Regions from separate parts of the Mus musculus genome. Here region 1 is linked to region 2. A link is a loop called in an ENCODE intact Hi-C map of the cell type or tissue named here. Cell type or tissue: left cerebral cortex. All regions are shown on one strand. Each heading gives the region's core, and the rest is flanking DNA. Links, peaks and the distances in the headings are about the cores only.

The links. A loop is a pair of places that touch in the nucleus more often than their neighbours do. Peaks named below come from ENCODE experiments on the same cell type or tissue, not always from the same donor. Only the 100,000 strongest peaks of a DNase experiment are listed, where the experiment ranks them.
Region 1: a loop joins it to region 2, with 2.7 times the contacts of the local background. A loop is called at or near these places in 10 of 42 quality-filtered maps.

The regions. Positions count from the first base shown.
Region 1 is chr17:9,771,383-9,781,171 of GRCm38, reverse strand. 4930452A19Rik (RIKEN cDNA 4930452A19 gene) reads left to right here and starts at 5,306. Exons shown (of 4, transcript NR_045433.1): 1 at 5,306-5,329; 2 at 6,086-6,293. In left cerebral cortex, for the core only: no CTCF peak of the experiment used is centred there; DNase peaks (open chromatin) are centred at 4,691 and 5,147; H3K27ac peaks cover 2,288 bases.
Region 2 is chr17:9,901,808-9,911,596 of GRCm38, reverse strand. It overlaps Gm34799 (a long non-coding RNA gene), which reads left to right and starts at 4,783. Exons shown (of 2, transcript XR_003952248.1): 1 at 4,783-4,990. In left cerebral cortex, for the core only: CTCF peaks have their summits at 4,286 and 5,861; DNase peaks (open chromatin) are centred at 5,897, 6,739, 6,873, 8,031 and 1 more place; H3K4me3 peaks cover 914 bases; H3K27ac peaks cover 3,645 bases.

The DNA.
Region 1 (9,789 bases), core at 1,014-9,013, 130 kb after region 2:
TGGAAAGGCTCTGCGGCATATATGAGCCTATTCTAGGGAGACATGTCATCTTTCATGAAGGTTCAGTGTCCTAGTTCCCTTCCCCCAGGCAAAACGACACGGGAGCAGGTCAGGGTTGCTCTGGGTAAAAGCCTGTGAGCCTAAGAGCTAATCCTGTACATGGCTCCTTTACCTACACACTGGGGATTTGACCTCTATCTCCACTCTCATTAATATGGGTGGCCTATTTGCTCTTATTAAAAGGATAGGGGGAGATGTTGGGAGCCGCGCCCACATTCGCCGTTACAAGATGGCGCTGACAGCTGTGTTCTAAGTGGTAAACAAATAATCTGCGCATGTGCCGAGGGTGGTTCTTCACTCCATGTGCTCTGCCTTCCCCGTGACGTCAACTCGGCCGATGGGCTGCAGCCAATCAGGGAGTGACACGTCCTAGGCGAGGGATAACTCTCCTAAAAAAGGGACGGGGTTTCGTTTTCTCTCTCTCTTGCTTCTTGCACTCTGGCTCCTGAAGATGTAAGCAATAAAGCTTTGCCGCAGAAGATTCTGGTTTGTTGCGTCTTTCCTGGCCGGTCGTGAGAACGCGTCTAATAACAGGGATCCATACCATATACAACCACTAAACCCAGACATTATTGTGGATGCCAACAAGAGCTTGCTGACAGGGGCCTGATATAGTTATCTCCTGAGAGGCTCTGCCAGTGCCTCACAAATACAGAAGTGGATGCTCACAGCCATTCATTGGATGGAGTACAGTCCCCAATGGAGGAGCTAGAGAAAGGACTCAAGGAGCTGAAGGGGTTTGCAGCCCCATAGAAGGAACATCAATATGAACTAACCAGTAACCCAAGAGCTCCCTGAAACTAAACCACCAACCAAGTAAAACACATGGTGGGACTTATGACTCCAGCTGCATATGTAGCAGATGATGGCCTAGTCAGTCATCAATGGGAGGAGAGGCCCTTGGTCCTGTGAAGGTTCTATGCCCCAGTATAGGGGAATGCCTGGGCCAGGAAGCAGGAGTGGGTGGGTTGGTGAGCAGGGGGAGGGGGAGGAGATAGGTGATTTTCGGAGGGGAAACAAGGAAAGGGGATAACATTTGAAATGTAAATAAAGAAAATATCTAATAATAAAAAACAAAACAAAAACAACAACAACAACAAAAAACAAAACTAAGGTACACATACATTCCTGGTGTAGTGCTATTCTTCTGTTCTGAAGCAAATCTCATTCTTATTTGGCAATTTTCAGATTGTGTTGTAAGTTGGCAGGAAGTAGTGCCCAGGCTGTGGTCCTGACTGCCAGGCCTATTGTTGAGAGGATCCAAGGGAAGTGTGAGCAGCCTCTGCTGAGCAAACACTGGTGTGACGGAGTTGACTAAGGATTCAGACTGTGATGAGAATGGGGCGAGCACACCAGGGGTCTTAATTGTCCAGCAAAGTGAGAGACCAAGGAAGGAAGGTTCTAGAGATTTCAGAAAAATCAGTGCCTGGGGAGTGGGGACTGATTCCCACCTGGCAGTTGGTTTGGATATTATTGATAATCCAGATGGGTTTGACTGGGGAAATTGGATCAGTGTGATAACAGCAAGAGAAAAATCGGTTGTCTAAGGTCTTTGAATGGAAAATATGACAGAATCTAATAACCAGGTACTAAGTAAGGATATGATTGATGAGCTAAAAATAACTTAGGGAATTTGCATATGGGAGAATGGTGGTGATGGGTTCCATCAACAGAGAAAGTCCAGAAATTGGTTTTATGGCAAGAAAAATGAGGGGAGGGTTGCGGTTTATTGCTTCATAGTTACAAAAAGTATGAGTGGCTCTGGGGCAGGCTTGTTCTGGACTATACATCCTTCTGATCTCTGGGCTCAGCTCTTCTAGGTCCCACCCCCTTACCCAGCTACAGGCACAGATGGCTCAGCAAACACCATGCACACATCCACTGTGCTGAGTAGTAACAGCAGCGGCAGCGGCAGCGGCAGCGGCAGCAGCAGCAGCAGCAGCAGCAGCAGCAGCAGCAGCAGCAAAGGGGATCTTTATCAAAGAATCCTGCCTCAGGCTTGTAACTTGCCCTGACTAGACCAGTGTAGACCACATGGCAAGAATGTACCCAGAGGGCTTTAGCTGTCATTGGCCACATTCAGATCATGTGGATATATTTAGATGTTGAAAATCTCTAGCCAAAGCTCAGGGGCTGAAGTTAAGTGGATGCTGGTGCTCAGTAGGAAATTGGCAGAGCCAGAAGGAAAGGAACCAGGTGAAAGACCCAGCTGAAAATGACTCTGAGGAGTTAATTCGGGAAGAGCAGGGTCACAGCCTGTGGTGATTCCACAGAAGAGTAGAGGGGGAGGGAGATGTCATCTGGCATAGTATCCATTGAAGAAAGTGGCTGATGTAGAGGACACTGGAGAGACATACAGAGGACACTACCTGCCAGCAGGAGGTTCTTCAGCCCAAAGTATGACAAGGCAGGGGCAGGGAAAGCAGAATTGTCTATGTAGTGTGTATTAAGTGAACTACAGCATGCTATATGTGGGTTTCTGGAGGGGCCTAAAGACCTTCCACAAGGGCCTCTGCTCCATGACTCTCGATCTTTGTGCTAGTTCCACTGCTATGATAAAACCTTGATAACGTGTGATCAAAAGAATGACGTTCTAACCTCGGGTGCATGTTTTAACAGATGTACACTTAATTACCGGGGGTTTGGGAAGAGAGGCTCACCTGTAAAGTGCTTGCCTTGCAAGCGTAAAGACATAGTTGGATCCCAAGAATCCTTGCAAAAATCCAGGCATAGCAGTACATGTTTATAATTCTAGTGCTAGAAAGGAGGACTGACAGATCTTTGGGGCTTACAGGCTAGGCTAACTAGCCTAGACTAGTTGATGGCATCTAAACTAATGAGAGGGATGTTATCTAGAAAGAAAAGCTATGCAACACCTGGACACATGAGAAATGGGAGAGAGGGGTTGTCCTCTGAGTTCTATCAGCATACACACACACACACACACACACACACACTAGATAGAGAGGAACAGGAGAGGGAAGGATGGGGACTAAGGGGAGAGGAGGAAGATATGCAACTGAATACACAGGTATAGGTGAAGTAGCAATATACACAACCATGGGGCCCTGAATTCAACCCTAGCAGCCATGTAAAAAACTGGCTGTGTGAAGGATGATTCTAATCTTAGCAATGGAGAGGTAGAAAATGGCCTATCCCTGGGGCTTACTGACCATCCTCTGTAACTGGACTAAGTCCCACTGAGCTATCTTGTCTTGAAGAACAACGTAGGTAGCTCTTGAAAATACTGTAGGTCTGCCTCTGGCTTCCACACGAACATGCATACACACGCACCTAAACATGCATCAACATGTATGAATACACACGTTGAATACACATATGCCAAGAGATGGGGAGGAAGAAAGTAAAATTATTTCAACATCTAGAAGGGAGGGAAAGGATTGAGCCCCATCAGAGGGCATTGCATGAAGATTGCAGCTGATGTACAAGTTCAATAGGAGAGGCATTAGATTACACAGTATTCTAAGATGGACACTTCCCATCTCCACATCTCCCTGCTTCAGACCTGCCTACAAGCTGGTGCCCCCTCAGAACACCAGCTGCCTCCTTTTTTTCTTTCCAATAATTTCCAGTTAGTGGCACCTCCAGACAGACTGTTGACTTCTGGAACATTTTATTCTGTGCATTTAGTATTTGAACCTTTCAAGGACACAGAGTCTCATATGTCTGGGCCACCCTTTGGAGACAGGATGCTTTCTCCACAGCTGATTAGCTATTTGGGAAGGAAGGAAGGAAAGGGTCACTGCCTGTGGCCAAAGATTCAGGAGGTAGATCAGGTGGCAGATGACATCAAGAAGGTGCCTGCAAAGCAGACTGGAACATGTGGTTCAGGGAATGCAGAGTGGACAGTCTGACTTTTCACCTAACAGCTCTGGCTTGGAAGGAATCAATAGTGATTCAAGTTGCTTTACCCAACTCTTGAGGAATGTAGGGGAGGCGTACTAGAAATGACATGTTTCTGATCTTTTGGAAGGTTTAAAGTAAGACTGTGTCCCCTGAGGGAGAAAATCCTGGGATTTCTGATGTCACCGTCTTTGTAGCGTTAGTGGCAATGGATGAGGAGACACAGCAGACACCTTTGGAACTGGTTTCTGCAGCCAGGTTACAGTAGAGCTGGCATTCTGGACATCCGAGCACACATGGTAGTATTCTCTCTTCGCAGAGATGAAAGCCCCTTTAAAGCTCTCCTCTCTCCTTCCCTTCTGAGGATAGGGCGGAGTTCTGATGGAGCTGCCTCTAAATGTTGGGATTGGATGCAGTTTTGCAAGTAGGACCCTAGTTCCTGTGGCAACTTCTTTACTCTTCTGTTGTCCGTTGGCTCATCCATCTCTTGTGCTGCCTCAAGCAGAGGTCTGGACTGTTTTGAAGCTTTGAAAGTGAAAGAGTACACTTTGCTCCTCAAAGGCTTCTGCTGTGTCTCACTTGCGGGTCCCGTCATTTTTTTTTTTTTTTTTTTTTTTTTTTTTTTTTATCCCTCATTTGCTTCAGTCTTTTCTCATCCAGCATGGACACCGAGCAGGGCCAAACTGGCTCTGTTCCCTTCTCATTCTTGCCCTTGCTTTCAAGCCTCTTTTACTTTTTATGCCAAAAAGAAAGAAAAGAGAAAAGAAGACCGTGTAGGAGGCTGGCATTGCCATGGCAACAACACTGATGGGGGCCTTTGGATTTGAGCTGCACTTGCAGGGAAGTACTGGCCTCAAAGAAGCTAAAAGGAAGAGGAAGCGGGGAGGGCAGGAGGGAGGGAAGAAGGGAGGGAGGGAGAAAGAGATGGAGGGAGGGAGGGAGAGAGGTAGGGAGGGAGGGAGGGAGGGAGAGAGAGAGAGAGAGAGAGAGAGAGAGAGAGAGAGAGAGAGAGAGAGAGGAAAAGAAAAGGAGAGAAAGTCAGACAACAACGGAGGAAGTGGGTAGCAAGTAAGGGTGGCCTAGCAAAACCCTAGATGCATTTGCGGTGACATCACTGCCTTTCCCACAGAGACCATTGACACCGGACGAAGCGTCCATTCAAGTCCCCAAAGCCACTCTCCAGGTCTGGTGGGGGAGCCCCCACTCTCACCCTGAATGCTTTTTTTGTTGGGGAACAGTGGAGCGTTTCTGAAAACTTGCATAAATGACTGAGGAATTCCCTGCCCTTGCCAGGAAGTCCAAGCCACTTGTGAGCTAACAATACGGAACTTTATCTCCTGTCCTATGCTGGAAGTTCCAGCTGTAGGCTCCGAATTCTAATAAGGGCTTTACTCATGCCGCTGAGGTTAGGGTAATATTTTATCCATCTCCTCTTTTCACTGAGACGCAGTCATTGCTGCTGTTGAGAGCCAGAGGCAAGTCCTGAGGACTGAGGTGGATTGGGGTACTAGTGGGGAGGGTGGATCATGGAGCAACTAAGAGGAAGGAAGTCAGAAAATGGTTTTTCTATTATTAGCTTGATGGGCCCACTTGCTGCTTGTGGGACTCTACACTGACAGGGTGAAGAGAAAAAGTTCACAGTGACTAAGGACCCCTGAACTAGAAATATTACTTTAGGACAGGGTCCACTTTTGGAAGAGTGCTCAGTTGTCTCCACATTCGCAAAAAGCGCAGAGGCAAAGACAGATGGCATGCCCAGCATTAGAATGCCTGCGCCTGCTCTGTTAGCTTCCGTCTCTGTGTCTGTAGGAAAATGCCTGTTTATTGTTTAGTGCTTTCCTGTTCCAGATTTGCCAATTCAGCTTTGAAAAGAAGGCTGGCTTTGGGCTAAGTAGGTGTTAAATCCCTGCCATGTAAGTTCTTAGAATATCCCCTGAAAGAGCCAGTAGGTTGGGTCAAGTATGTCCCCAGGGAAGCCCGGAAAGATGTTTTCTAGTAGCTGGATAAAGTGGTGACATTTTAAAGAATGCACAACATGGCAGGTGTTTATTGTCACAAACCCTGTTTCAGTTAATTTTCAAGGGACTCCCCAGGGATGTCTATTCCCAGCCCCTTTGAATATGGCTGCGTCCTGGTGCTCACACTTCTGCCTTTGTTAAAGTCTGACCTCAGGTCTTCCAGGAGCTTAGATCCTGCTGCACAGAACATGAAAGATGGACCCGTCAAGGAGAAGAGAGGAATCTTCTGGGGAGTATGGGGGAGCAGAGCATGTGACCCCTGTGCAGCTGCTTCCTCTTAGAGTTTTCACCCATGAATCACACATTCAACTTCCCGGAAGACGCAGGACGGCCCGACCTACAGAGCAGTATGTAAGAAGAGAAGTAACCAGATTCTACCTGCACTCTTGCCAACCCTAGAAGTTGCTAGGTTCAGGGCTAGGGTCTGCTGGGAAGGCTCAGGAAGACAGGATGGCATGGACAAGGCCATCTCCCCAGAAGCCCTTCTTTCCTGCTGTTTGGAACACTGGCCTCAGGGAAGGGATTGAGACTTGAACACCATTGGGGGCTGTGGCCTCTGAGATGCTACTTTCTCATGTTGTGGATAGTATGAATAAGGGGATCTGGTGCCCACCAGGGGCATGCCAGAGAGGAAAGAAAGAAACAGGAGCAATGGAGATGAGAGTAGGGTGTGTACCAATATGTCTCTCCCACCTTGAGAACCACTAAGAAAACCACCCAGAGGACAACAGATGGATAGAAAACTACATTTTAAGCAGGAACCTTGCCCCGTTGAGGAAGGAGAATAGAAAACACAAATTGTGCTCTGCGAGCCCATCTGGAGAAAACAGAATACTGGAATTAGCACATAGAAACTGATAAAGTGAAAAGAAGCTACGAGGGTTGGAGAAATGGCTCAGAGGTTATGAAAATGTGCTACACTTCAGAGAACCCAAGTTCAAGTCCCAGCCCCTACATCAGGCAACTCTTAATCTCCTGGAACTCTGGCTTCAAGGAAATCAAACATCTCTGCCCTCTGTAGGCACCTAAAACCCCTGTGCACACAACCAGAGACACACGCTTACACATTAGTAAATATAGTTCAAAAGAAAACAAAACAACCTGAGAAACAGAAATGAGCTGTGATTAACAATGAGAACTTAATTGAAGAGATTCAAGGAAGCATCTAAAGACGTGAAAAGACATGGAAAGGAAGCAATTGGGACAAAAAGCTAGAAGTTGAAAGAGGAAGCGGTGATTGTGTACACAGTGTGATTCCAGAAAGGGTGGGGTCCAGTGTGGCAAGAGAGGCAAGAGTTTGTGGTTAGCCTGAGCTACACAGCAAGAGACAGAAGCCTAATCTTCCTCAAACAATAGAAGGAAACAAAATATCAAAGTAGAAACAGAAACAGAACAACCAAGAATGGTCAATGACAGGAAGGGTAGGAAGAGGTGACAGAATGACAGAATGGTAGAGACAGTGCTAGATTATGTTAGTAAGGAGAAAGTGTTCTTAAAATGTGAATAGAAAAAAGTGTTAGTTAATTTAAACATAGAAAACATGGATAAGATTTTACAAAACAAAAGAATAAAGAGCGCCTGAGACCAGGGAGAGCCAAGAAAATCCTAGGTGAGCATCCGCACACATTGATTCAGATAGCTTCAATGAGCATCTGTGCACGTCTATGCCGGAAACTTAGATGAGCACGCGAGCACATGGATGCAGGTAGCGTCAATGAGCATCCATGCACCTTGATGTGGGTAACTTTGGAAAGCCTGAGGATCATTTCCCAGTCCAGTGAAGTTTACTAGAATGACCCCTAATAGATATAACATATTTAGACAGGTTCTGCAGGAGAAATAGAAATGTGTGCCAGGTGCCACTCCTTAGAGAATACAGAGTCCGAGGGGATGTTGTGCACATGGAAGTGCTGTTCCAGGAAACAGATGCAAGGGCATGTCCAGATCAGTTTTAGGAGGCCTGAGTCATGTCCACAGACAATGGGGGACCCTCAAGAGATGGTGGATCAAGCCCATTTGTCAGCACTGATGGGAAAATCCAAAGTCACTCACTGTGAAAATTTGATTCATATTAGAAAAGAATATTTATTCATTTATTCATTCATTTATTGATTGATTTTTGAGATAGGTTCTCTATGTGTAGACCATACTGGCCTTCAACTTGACCCAGTCCCCCTATCCTCTGCCTCTTGAGTGCTGGGATTATAGGTGTATTCATTCCACCATGGCTGATCAGGAATATTGATATATCATAGTTAGATCTAAGGAAAAGAATCATATAACTATCCCTAAAACTATGGAAAATAGTCACAAAGTCTCTTCCGTTCTTTATAAAATATCTTGCAAAAATAGGGCTGGGAATCTAAATCTCTAATATATTAGAATATATATTATTTATATAAATACCTTGTATATCTTTGTATGAAGGGAAGCAGAGTTGTGAACACGGACAGTCCAAACACACAGCAGGTCAAGGACAGTGATTTTCATGCCAGACTGAGAGGCATCACATGATCCCAACAAACAGGAATGGGGAGGAAGACAGAAGGATAAGAAACCTCTTGGGCTTAGCTAATGCACGTCCTAATTTTAATTCCAGAATCAGTCCTAATTGGGATGCACTAAAGCCATTCCTTTGAAATGATCCCCACTGACTTACTACATTTAACATTGTTCTAGAAGTATTGGCCAATGCTACTGGATCAGAGTAAAGAATTAATGGCAACATGGCTAGAGAACAATATAATTATCTCAGCTGACAAAATAAAATACCAAGAACTCCCTGCAAAGAACTAATCGTAAAACTCATCTAATTGAAAAAGAGTAATCAATTGCTAGAATATAGAATTAACATATAAAAATCAATAGCCTTTATATTCACAAATGGCCTATCAGCACGCATAAAAAATGAGAACAGCCCCAATAGCTGTGGCATTATAAGGTAAAATATATAAGAGTAAACTAAAAAATAATGGCTTAAAATCAATTACAACCCATTGCTACACCCAGAAAGACTTAGCGGGATACAAGTGTTGTACTGTCATCTTCATGACAGCTTCCTCCAGGATCATCTCTGAGTTTAGTGCAACATGTGTGCACACAGATATACACAAACACACAAACACACATATACACAGATATATACACACACACAAATGCACACATATACACACGTACACGCAGACATATATACACACACACACAAATACAAATACAAACACACATATACACAGATATACACACACACACAAATGTACACATATACACACGTACATGCAGACATACACACACACCACATACACATACACACAAATGTGCATAAGATACACTCATTTTTCACAAAGCCAGGTAGCTGGATGCTGAAGTTTACTGGGAAAGGAAGATAAAAGATCCAATAAAATATAAATCTTCTGTAAGAACCCCAAGTGCATTTAAGGACCGGAGGAATAAAAAAATTAAAGGTTTAGGAAGAACTCCAAGTACACATTGAAAGTTTAGACTGGATTGGTGAGATGGTTTAGAGGGTAAAGGTGTCTCCTGCCATGTGATTCTGCCACATGGTGTAAGCCCAAGGGCCACCTTTGATGCTTATACTCAAAACCCACATACAGCTTTGATCAATGCAAGCCTCATGTCCTGAGCCCAATCCCCAGAACCTACATGGTAGAGAGTTCCAACTCCACAAAGCTGTCCTCTGATGCCCTCATGTGTGCTATTGCAAGCCCACTTGTATAATATCTAGATACACAGTACTAGTAAATAAAAAATTAAAAAATCAGTATAATACAAAAGTGATATGAAAACACACACACTACCTCTTTGGAACACAACACTTTTACAATAAGTG
Region 2 (9,789 bases), core at 1,067-9,066:
AATAAATAAATAAATAAATAAATAAATAGATAATGCTTTTCCAAGAAATGGTGTTTCATCTCACATTGAAAAATTGTTCCTCTTTTTGACCTGAGAGGTTACTGCATAAGCCTAGCTGGTCTGCAGTTTCAAGCCACAGTTTAACACTATTTCATGAGTTTTCTTTGTAGCCTAGATGGTTTGGGTATCTCATAAAATGCAAATAAACCTTATTTTATTTTATTTTGCTTTGGAGAGAGGATCTTACTGTCCAGTATTGTATTATTGATTGGTCCTAAGAGAACTTTGATAATCTGTTCCAGGTAAAGGAGGAATCCCGTGTGTGCCTTGTCTATGAGGCAAAACTGTGGGGATGTGGCAGGGGCTCAACTGGGAACTGTCTGAATGGACCTGGTAAGTCCTCTTGTCCAGGATAGAAGCATCCTTTTGGAAGCTCTCTCTTCCGTCCTCAGTGCTGTTCTCTCTGGGCTCAGTAGGTCACTACTAGCTGGTTGGTAAGGAAACATAGGGCTTTGGAGTGTTCCCAATTGGCAGTTGGCACCTTGTTGGGTCACTTGGCACTCATGGCAGCTGTCTTGCTGGGAAGGAAGAGCTCTCACCCCACGCACATTTAACACAACATCAGAGCATGGCTGGTCCAGAGGTGGAGGCTGGCTCTGTGGGGTCACAGTGAGTCTGTTCATAGCTGGATACAGTCTATCTAGTGAATCCTTACTCTTGATCCTCCCTTGGGAGTAATTTTTAAATGTTCACTTGTCTGTCTTCCAGGAAAGTGCGTAGTCTTCTGCACTGGCACCCAGGAGGTAAGGAGTTGGGGACTTTTATGAGCCTCACCTCTATATCTTGTTTACACTGCAGCAGTTGGCTTCTTTGTTTATAAACTCATTCATACAATCAGACAAAGCAGTAAGCTTTAAGACCAGAAGCAAAGCCCTAATGCCTGATCTTTGCCTTAAGGGTGGCTCCATACACCAGGATTGGCTGTATTAGGCTGTGTTAGGCCAGAGATATCCTTTGGGTTCCACCATATGCCCTAGGGATATATCCATGACCAGTTCTATATATTTAGGCCCCATATCCAACTCTCTTTGGTGTGTCTTCTCTAGCCAACGATCTACTAAAACTTGAAGGGTAGCACTCTGGGGGGGGGGCAGAAGCCCCTCCCACTTCCTCTATATTGTTTGAAGCAGAACTGTGTAAGCAGCTCATTCATTTAAAAACAAACAAACCGTATAATGTGTATAAGCCCATTTTGGAAATTCTTCACACCAAAAGGCTCCGTTCAACCACCCTGGGTATACAATTAAATACCAAGTTCTATGCAACGTTCAAATTTATTCTTTTGAAGGCCCAGAAATGCTTTCAAACAAGACACCAACAAAGACAAAAGGGGAAAGAAAGTTTTATAATAAGCCAGGGAAAACATAAAAGGAAAGTATAAAAGAAAAAAAATAGGCAAACAGTATGTTGAAAAGACAGGAACTCTTTCCAAAAACAAAAACAAAAACAAAACAAAAAACAAAAAACAAAACAAAAACCAAACCAAAACAAACAAACAAAAAAACCACTAAACTGACTCAACTGTTTGAGGAAAAGAAAAGCAGCTCAAGAATTACCCAGACAAAAGGTCAATTTAGAAAGGAAACATTAAAAACAAAGTCCAGCCACTGACCAGCCAGCACCACCAAAACCCAGCAGGGTATAAAGTTGTTCACTTGAGTAGAGACCAAGCCAACTTCAAAGCTGTGTCTGTCTGTGACCCCGGTGTGCCAAGCCCTTGGAAGTGTGATTATGACATTGGGGGGCACTATTGCAGGGCTTAGTTGCTTCTTTGATTTACTTGAAGTACATGAACATAGCTGAAGAGTGAGAGAGACAGAGACATTGACAGACAGATACAGAGAAACAGACAGACAGAGAGATGTCAGAGACAGATAGGGAGATAGAGAGACAATGTCAGAGACATTGACATACACAGAGAGAAATAGACAGAGAAAGATAGGCCTACACCCACAGAGAGAGAGAGAGAGAGAGAGGAGAGAGAGAGAGAGAGAGAGGAGAGAGAGAGAGAGAGGAGAGAGAGAGGAGAGAGAGAGAGAGAGAGAGAGAGAGAGAGAGAGAGAGAGAGAGAGGAGAGAGAGAGAGAGGAGAGAGAGAGAGGAAAGAGAGAGAAGGGTTGGTCTAATCTCACAGAGTTCCTGAACTCCCAGGAGAGCAAAGAGCCACGATTTCTTGGCTCCATTCAGAACCAGAGCTACTGCTTCCAAGAGGTTCCAGTGCCTTCGAAGCAACCCCAGTGTGGCAGGGACTGTTGAGACCTTTGTGGACCAGCTAGTCCAATCGGCTTCAATCATATAGACTGTTTCAAGTGTGAAGAGACACAGTCACCATATTGGCTAGGGGTGGGGCAAGACAGAGGGATGTAAACATGGAGCCCAAGGGAAAGACCCTGAGGTCAGTCATTTGCAGGGGACAAGTTATAGAGGCTGTAATAAAGCCCCTTAGATAGATGGGCAGACATTTTGCAATGGCTGCCAAGGACTGTCCTAGGCCTTGGTACAGTTATGTTCATGTCCTGTAGTCTTCAGACCAGTTCTGGTTACTGTGTGGAGGGAGTGTTGACTCTTGGAGGTTTCATTGGTGTGGTACCTCACCTAGGTATACGGCAAGATGAGATTTAAACTTGGACTTGGCCCAGGCAAAACCTCAGCTCAGAGCCCTGAGGGCTCACTAACCTACACAGCTGGTTTACGAGTGCCCTTGCTGCTGGACTCTTCTTCCAGGTCCTCTGATGCCGTGGGTCTGGAGTTGGGGGTAGAGATAAAGGCATTTTCTAGAATGTCCCCATGGCGTTCAGAAGCCACCCAGGGTTTATAGAACTACAGCCTACTCCGCAGATTACAAACAAACAGTAAATACTCAAGAGATTGATTAAGCATCCAAACTAACTGACAAAAACAGACAGAATACAGAAGTCTGAGAGGCCAGATCTTGATACACCATGCAAATGGGTCCACCCTCCGCGTCTCACCTCCTAGCCAGCTATGGTTGGCAGAAGCCCCTGCCATGATGGTTATTTGTCACCTGTTTAAAACCCTCGTGTGTGTGTGTATGTGTGTGTGTGTGTGTGTGTGTGTGTGTGTGTGTGTGTGTGTGTATGTGTGTGTGTGTGTGTGTGTGTATGTGTGTATGTGTGTGTGCTGAGCATATTCAGGCAGTAACATAGATTTTCAGGAGTCAATAAAAATGTCTGATTTTCACCAATTATATATTTCACCAATTATATATATATTTCACAATATATTTTGTGCAAAAATATATTTGTGACACATCCGCCGTAAGGTGGCAGCTGCCAGGTTTTCTGTGAGGGATACCTGCTTCTCCCTGGACGGTCCCATATGCCACTAGCAAAGCCGGTCTTTGAGATCTGAAGCTATAGCCGTCAGCACTGTTTTTTATCTCTTACAACTCACCTTCTGATCTGTAATTGCTCTGAAAATATGTTGTCTTCATTATCCAGCTGAAGACCCAGAGGTGCTATTACTTAGTACTTAGCACGGAGGTCGGAAATGGATTGCTTCCCCAACAAGATCCATAACCATAGATTCTCCCAGCCCATGAGAGATGGTGCTGAGCCTCGGAGAACTTCCTGTCCAGAGGTCCTAATACAGCTGCTGCTGTCAGGAGGCACTAAGGCTCGGAGGTGGTGGGAGTTTCTCTCACTGGCTTGAAGAGGCCAGGACACAGCTTTCCTCTATGGTCTCTGCTATAGTTCCTGCCTCCAGGTTCCTGCTTTGAGCTCTTTCCATTCTTGGCTTCCCATGATGATATACTGTTACTTGAGAGATGAAACAGACCCTTTCTTCCTTAATCCTCCCCAAATGGCTTCTAGTCAGTATTTAATTAATTAATTAACTAATTAAGAGACAGGATTTATCTATGTAATAGCTCTGTCTGTCTTGGAACTCACTCTGTAGACCAGGCTGGACTCGAGCTCACAGATGACCACCTGCCTCTGCCTCCTGAGTGCTAGGATTAAAGGTGTGTACCATCACCACCAGGCTATTTATTTATTTATTTATTCATTCATTTATTCATGGCAACAGACAACAATCTAGGACACAGCTATCACATCTTTTATTATGCAAAGCTGTGCTCAGAGGCAAGCCATGGTCTGTGCTGTGGTGGAAGGCAGACTGTGTGTTGACATTGGGATGGGAAATGTTGAAGCTGGGCCCTTGTCACTTTAATAAGAAGTATCTCTTTGGAAAGCTCTGGCATTAAAGGCTTAGTCCCCAGTTGGTGGTGCTGTTGAGAGGTGACTGGGTCCTGAGGGTCCTTAAGTCATTAGTGGGCTAATTTATTGGGGAATTTGCAGATGAATGGGCGCACCAGGAAGGGCCTGGTTCCAGAAAAATGAACTGCAGTTCTCTTAAGGAAAGATACACTTATAAAGTATAAAATTGCAAGAGTGTCTTTAGGTTTCATAGGTTGCCTGTGGACATCCTGGGGCTTGGTCAGGGGTAGACGTTGAAGGATTTTTATTAAACTTTAAAAGAAAAGTGGTGTTGAAACTCGTGATATTTGTAGCCCTGAATAGTTTAGTTGTGATTTATAAACAGTATTCAGAAATACACATTTTTCTCTCATAAAACGAAGTCCGGACAGGTAGCCAAGTGATGGGGATTAAAGTGTTGAGATGTTTTCCATGGCAGCTTCTGAGTAGGAGGTGCCTAAATATTTCCTTTTTTAAAAAAAAATCTAAAAATCAAAATAAATTAATAAAGTAAGAAATGCTCTAGTTAAAGGCACCGTGTGAAACAGAGAAGTGGAACTTCACAACCTTCCCGACCCACAGTCTTTGAACAGTGAGCTCTCTGCCTCATCGAAGCTATGGGCAGGACTTCTGCAAGCCTCTCTCCTTCTCACCCCGATGTGTTCACGCGTGTGCGTGTGGGCATGAGCATTTCGAAGACTGAAACTTTAAAGTGTAAGTTGATACCCGCCATTTGTCATTCGTTGTCACTTCTAAATAACAGTATCCTGTGTGTCCATTGCATTTTTATGCGCTTGGAAACTTAATTTAAAAGCTGAGTGTGGCGTGGGTATTGCATGAAAAGAGTCAGGGAATTGAAGTTCTGGGTGGCTTGGGGACAGAATAAGAAATGAAGCAAGAGACAGGATGATGGGCACAGCTCTCCCGGCAGTCGGGCAGTCTGTCCGCTGGCTCCCAGTTGCCTGGATACCTTTGTATGGTGACTTAATTCGGCCTAGAGGCTGTGAGTTCTCTTTTCTTCTTGTGTCTGTGGTGATGTGCGTTGTTGCTGGGGATAGTCAGGGGCAGGAGGAGTGAGGAGACAGAAGAAAAGTTGACCACACAAACACAATGCCGGGGATGCTGGAGTTAGTCCCACTGAGGGCGGGCGGGGGAGCGAGGAGCGGGAAGTTCCTGCACAAAGCCCTTCTTGTTCCCATAGAAACCAGTGCTCAGCGGTGAATGACTAGTTTGACTCTGCACAGCCCCCTTCCTCTTCTTTTTAAAGTCTCTGTTGGAGATTCATTGTCTTCTTGCTATTCTTGTTTTAACCCCCCCCCCCCCCCCAAAGGCTGGGGAAGAGAAAACACCACCTCTCCAACCTCAAGGCATCCTGTGAACAAACCCAAGGATTCTAGGCAGCCTGAAGTCTGGCTGGATCTCCCTGGATCAGACACCTGGTTTTTGTTTTGTTTTGTGTTTTGTTTTGGTTTGGTTTTTTGTTTTTGTTTTTTTTCAAGTCATGGATGGATGGACACTCTACACAGAGAGGTGCCCACAGAGATTGGCAGCCTAATTTGAATACCAATGCTGGCCTGGGCTGGCTTCCAGAGGCACCCACCAGGGCTGGCAGGGTGTTGGTGGCCAGACTCCACAGGGGCAGGGAAGTCTCTCCCACCCTCTGCTGGGGGCTGCCTCCCTCTCACTCCCATGCCCTCCTCTGCTGGGTTATTGGCAAGCTGGCTTTCTATTCTTCAAGGATTAATGTCTCAGTGCAAGGGGTAAAATTGGCAATTAGAAAGCAAAGTCTCGGGGCCTGGGATTTCTATCTCCTTATCATCTCCCAGTTAGATTTCATTAGAGTGCTGCCGGAGAGAGAGGTCTTAGGGCCTTTGTTGTGTGGTCAAAGAGTTTAAAGATACTAACAGGATGTTTTATATTTACCTGGAAAAGACAAGGAAGCTTTTGTGCTAGCAGAGTCTAGCTCACATGCATAATTGGGGGTGGGGAGGGGAACGGGGGTGTTCTGAGCTCAGTTCCTGCATGTCCCAAGCAGGATTACCCAGAAAAACCAAGACCCATCCTTGTCAGAACTGTTAGGTTATTGGGCAATTTTTAAAAATCAAAAGTAATTCTTATCCCCTACGAACTAACATGTTTTAAGTGTAAAGGATTGCAGATGTGCCTCTTTGTGGTGTGAAATACACTGTTTAAACAATTTCTTATCTTTTGAAAGTCTAATTAAATGCCCTAGCTGAACGGAGCTGCAATTTGTCTGGAAAAGCCCCTGAGATGTCTCCCTCCAGCTCCTAGCCATGGGGCTGCTGTGGTCAAGGAGGGACAGGGCCCTGCAGGGTGCCGTTCCGGAGGCCCCACACACTCCTTTTGATGTTCCAAGTGCCCACCTGCTGCTTGCATTTGTGACTTGGGTGGCATGAAGCCAGTGACATCAGACAGGCAGGGTATTGTCTCAGGCAGATAGACATTGTCACCCCGAGTGAATGTTTCTTCCGTGTTCATGGGCATGGTGCATCCTGCCAGGAAGATCAATAGGAGAACGGGAAACACAGATGAGGGAAAGCCATTCTTGTGGGACAAGATGTCTCATGTTGCTTGTCACGAGCTTGTCAGTTTTATTTCTTTGTTAAGTGTGAAAAATGTGGTCTCAGATTTCTGTGCTGTTATTCCATCATGGCTGGCAAGAGTCCCAGCCTTTGATGCTGAGCCAAGATCTTTTCTCTATATGATGTCTCTGGGGTTCATGTATGTATGTGGGGATTCCTGCCATTGTGTGTTAAACCTAGGGTGTTGTTATCTCCAAACTGAGCACTCCCAATTAGCATTTACCACAGCACTAATACATTAGCACAGACATGACTTAATCCCGAGCTAGCCATCAATGGTGATAGCTAGGGTTTGAAAACACACTGGGGGAAATGGGAACGCCTAGAAGGAACTGTTCATTATTGGAGGTAACCTTTTTTGGTGGTCATCACTGGCTTTACCTAGGGAAACTTACCTTTGCTCACACAATCAGTTAAAACCCATCAACTCTCAAATACAAGTCTTTAGACTGCTAGATGCACAGGGCGCTGTATCAACTCACATCAGAGCAGTAAGGACTCTGAAGAGTCCCCATCTCTCTGCTGAAGTCAAGCATAGCCTGCAGTCTTTTGAAGGGGCTGTGAGCAACATGGGGCTAGCTGAACTGTGAGAGTCTGAGTCAGATCCTTCTCTGCTGAAGACAAAGCAAAGAAGACAAGAGGAAGCAGCAGTTTGCTTCTGGGCAGCCATGGGATTGCTAAATTCTTGGAGGTTCCATTTTGATTCACCCCCCTCCCCCCTCCCCCATGAGCTGAGCTGTGAATGAGACTCTGACCCTCAGTCACCTCTAGGAGACAAATCCACCTTGCACAGGCTTAGCAGCAAAGGCCAGTCTTTAGAGATGAGGCCCATATGGACTGTTTTGTATATATATTATTTTCTTAAAGTTGTCATCGTGTTTGATACACAGGGATTGATAAGTCTGGAAAGTGAAGAAAACATCAAAGACCTTTAGAGAATTTTCCTCTCAGGGTTCTGGTAGGATGGCAAGAATGGGATCCACACTTATTTTCGCTTTCGTCTTTACTCTGACTTTAAGCCTTGAGTTTGGAGGCTGGCTTGTGTAGCTAGTGGGCAAGGCGGTTCTGAGGAAAACTAGGTCCTTTCATGGTGGATGCCTGTGAGATTGGAGCTGTGTCCCTGCAAAGCCCACACTGTGCTGGATGCTCCTCTTTATTCCTTGTTGAGATCTTGGGATTGTGCAAAGTCTTGGCTCAGAGTTACTCATTCCACAGCGAGACTTCTAGCTGCTGCTCAGCGACAGGAGCCTTCCCAGGGGGTTCGTTAATGAATATCATTTTACAGCAACAAAAGAGGCTATGAGAACTGAAGTTTCTAGAGTGAGAAAACAGAACTTTCCTTTTTCCCTTCCAAACCAAATCTTCTAAAGTCACCACTGTTTTTCCCAACAGACATACATTCATGAGGACCCTGATATACTGAATGTCCATCACTCTCCTGGGAGCTCTGGCAGTGCCCACCAGTCAGGATGTTAGTGTAGGTTCATGGGCTCAGCATCCCCATTCAGGGTTATTTCCAATCATGATCTCTCTCTCTCTCTCTCTCTCTCTCTCTCTCTCTCACACACACACACACACACACACACTCCTTTTGTACATTACATGTAAGACTTTCAATCTGTATCAAACTACACGAATTACTAACCAAGGGCAACCACCATGGTCTCAGAAAACAGGGCTTCATAAAAGTTAGCAGGCTGAGAAATAAGTCTGGGAGTCTGACTCTGCCCCTGCTCTCTCTCTTCATTGTTAACAGTCCCTCCTTCTGACTACAACAGTGCAGCAGAGCACCAAGACCCCGAGATGGCAAGCAAGTAGCATTTGGCCTCTCTCCTTGATATGTCTACATGGTTCACCTTCTATAAGTGTCGTGAATGAGTCAACACACAGGCTGGGACACAATAGATACTAATTTCTGTGAACTTGATAGTCCCAGCCTGGCTGGGATACTTTCTGTATTTTCAAACAGGCTGTTAAAGATGAGCAGACATAGTAGAACCCTCCGAATTGCCCCCTCCTACCCATGTGGGGCCAACTTATATTTTACGGTTCTGTGATTTTATTATTTTTTTTTAAATTAAACATTTCACTGTGACCAAAGATCTTTTTTCCTAATGTTGCAAGATTTTAAATATTTTGCAGGCTTTTAAAATATATTACAAACCCTCAAGCTGTCTCTGTGGCTCCTGGAGATGTCACAGAGGGAAGAAGACAAGAAGATGGAGTACAAAAATCTTGAAAGAAGACGTTTTTTGGAAAATAAAGAAGAAAGTTAAATGAGTGTAGGTGAATAGAGATCTCAAACCAAATGAGAGAATAAAGTCGCCAACAAAAGCCAATAGTAAGAGAAAGAAAGTCGAGGATGGGATGAACCAGACACTGAGAAAAAGAATATCAACCTAGTTTGGAGGCTCTTCCTTGAGTCCCATCCATGGGGGAGAGGGTATTTTGTCCCTGCGTGGATTGCTCAGTAGTATTAGGTCAGTGGAGCAGATCAGATACGGAGGCAAGAGCCCTAGGCCAGGCAGAGAGCTGAGGGCTTTAGGAGAGGTTGTCAGGTTGGACAGTTTGCAGAGCCAGACTTTGTATGTGACAGGAGGTACTGGTTCTACCACAGATGGGAAGGTCCCAGTCTCAAAGAGACTGTTCCGAAGGTGAATCACTTGCGGTGGGTCATTCACTGTGGCATGCTGTGTGCCTACTGAGAGGTGTGATCTGATTTATTTTATTGTCCATTTCTAGGGAAAACTTTTCTTAGTGATGGAGGTTTTCATGAACGTCTTTTTGTATTTGTATGTGTATGCTCATGAGTGTTTACAGTTGATTGCCTATGTGTTTGTGGAGGGCAGAAGAAACCTCTATCGTTCCTCAAGTGCTAGCTACCTTCATTTTGAGACAGGGTCTCTCATT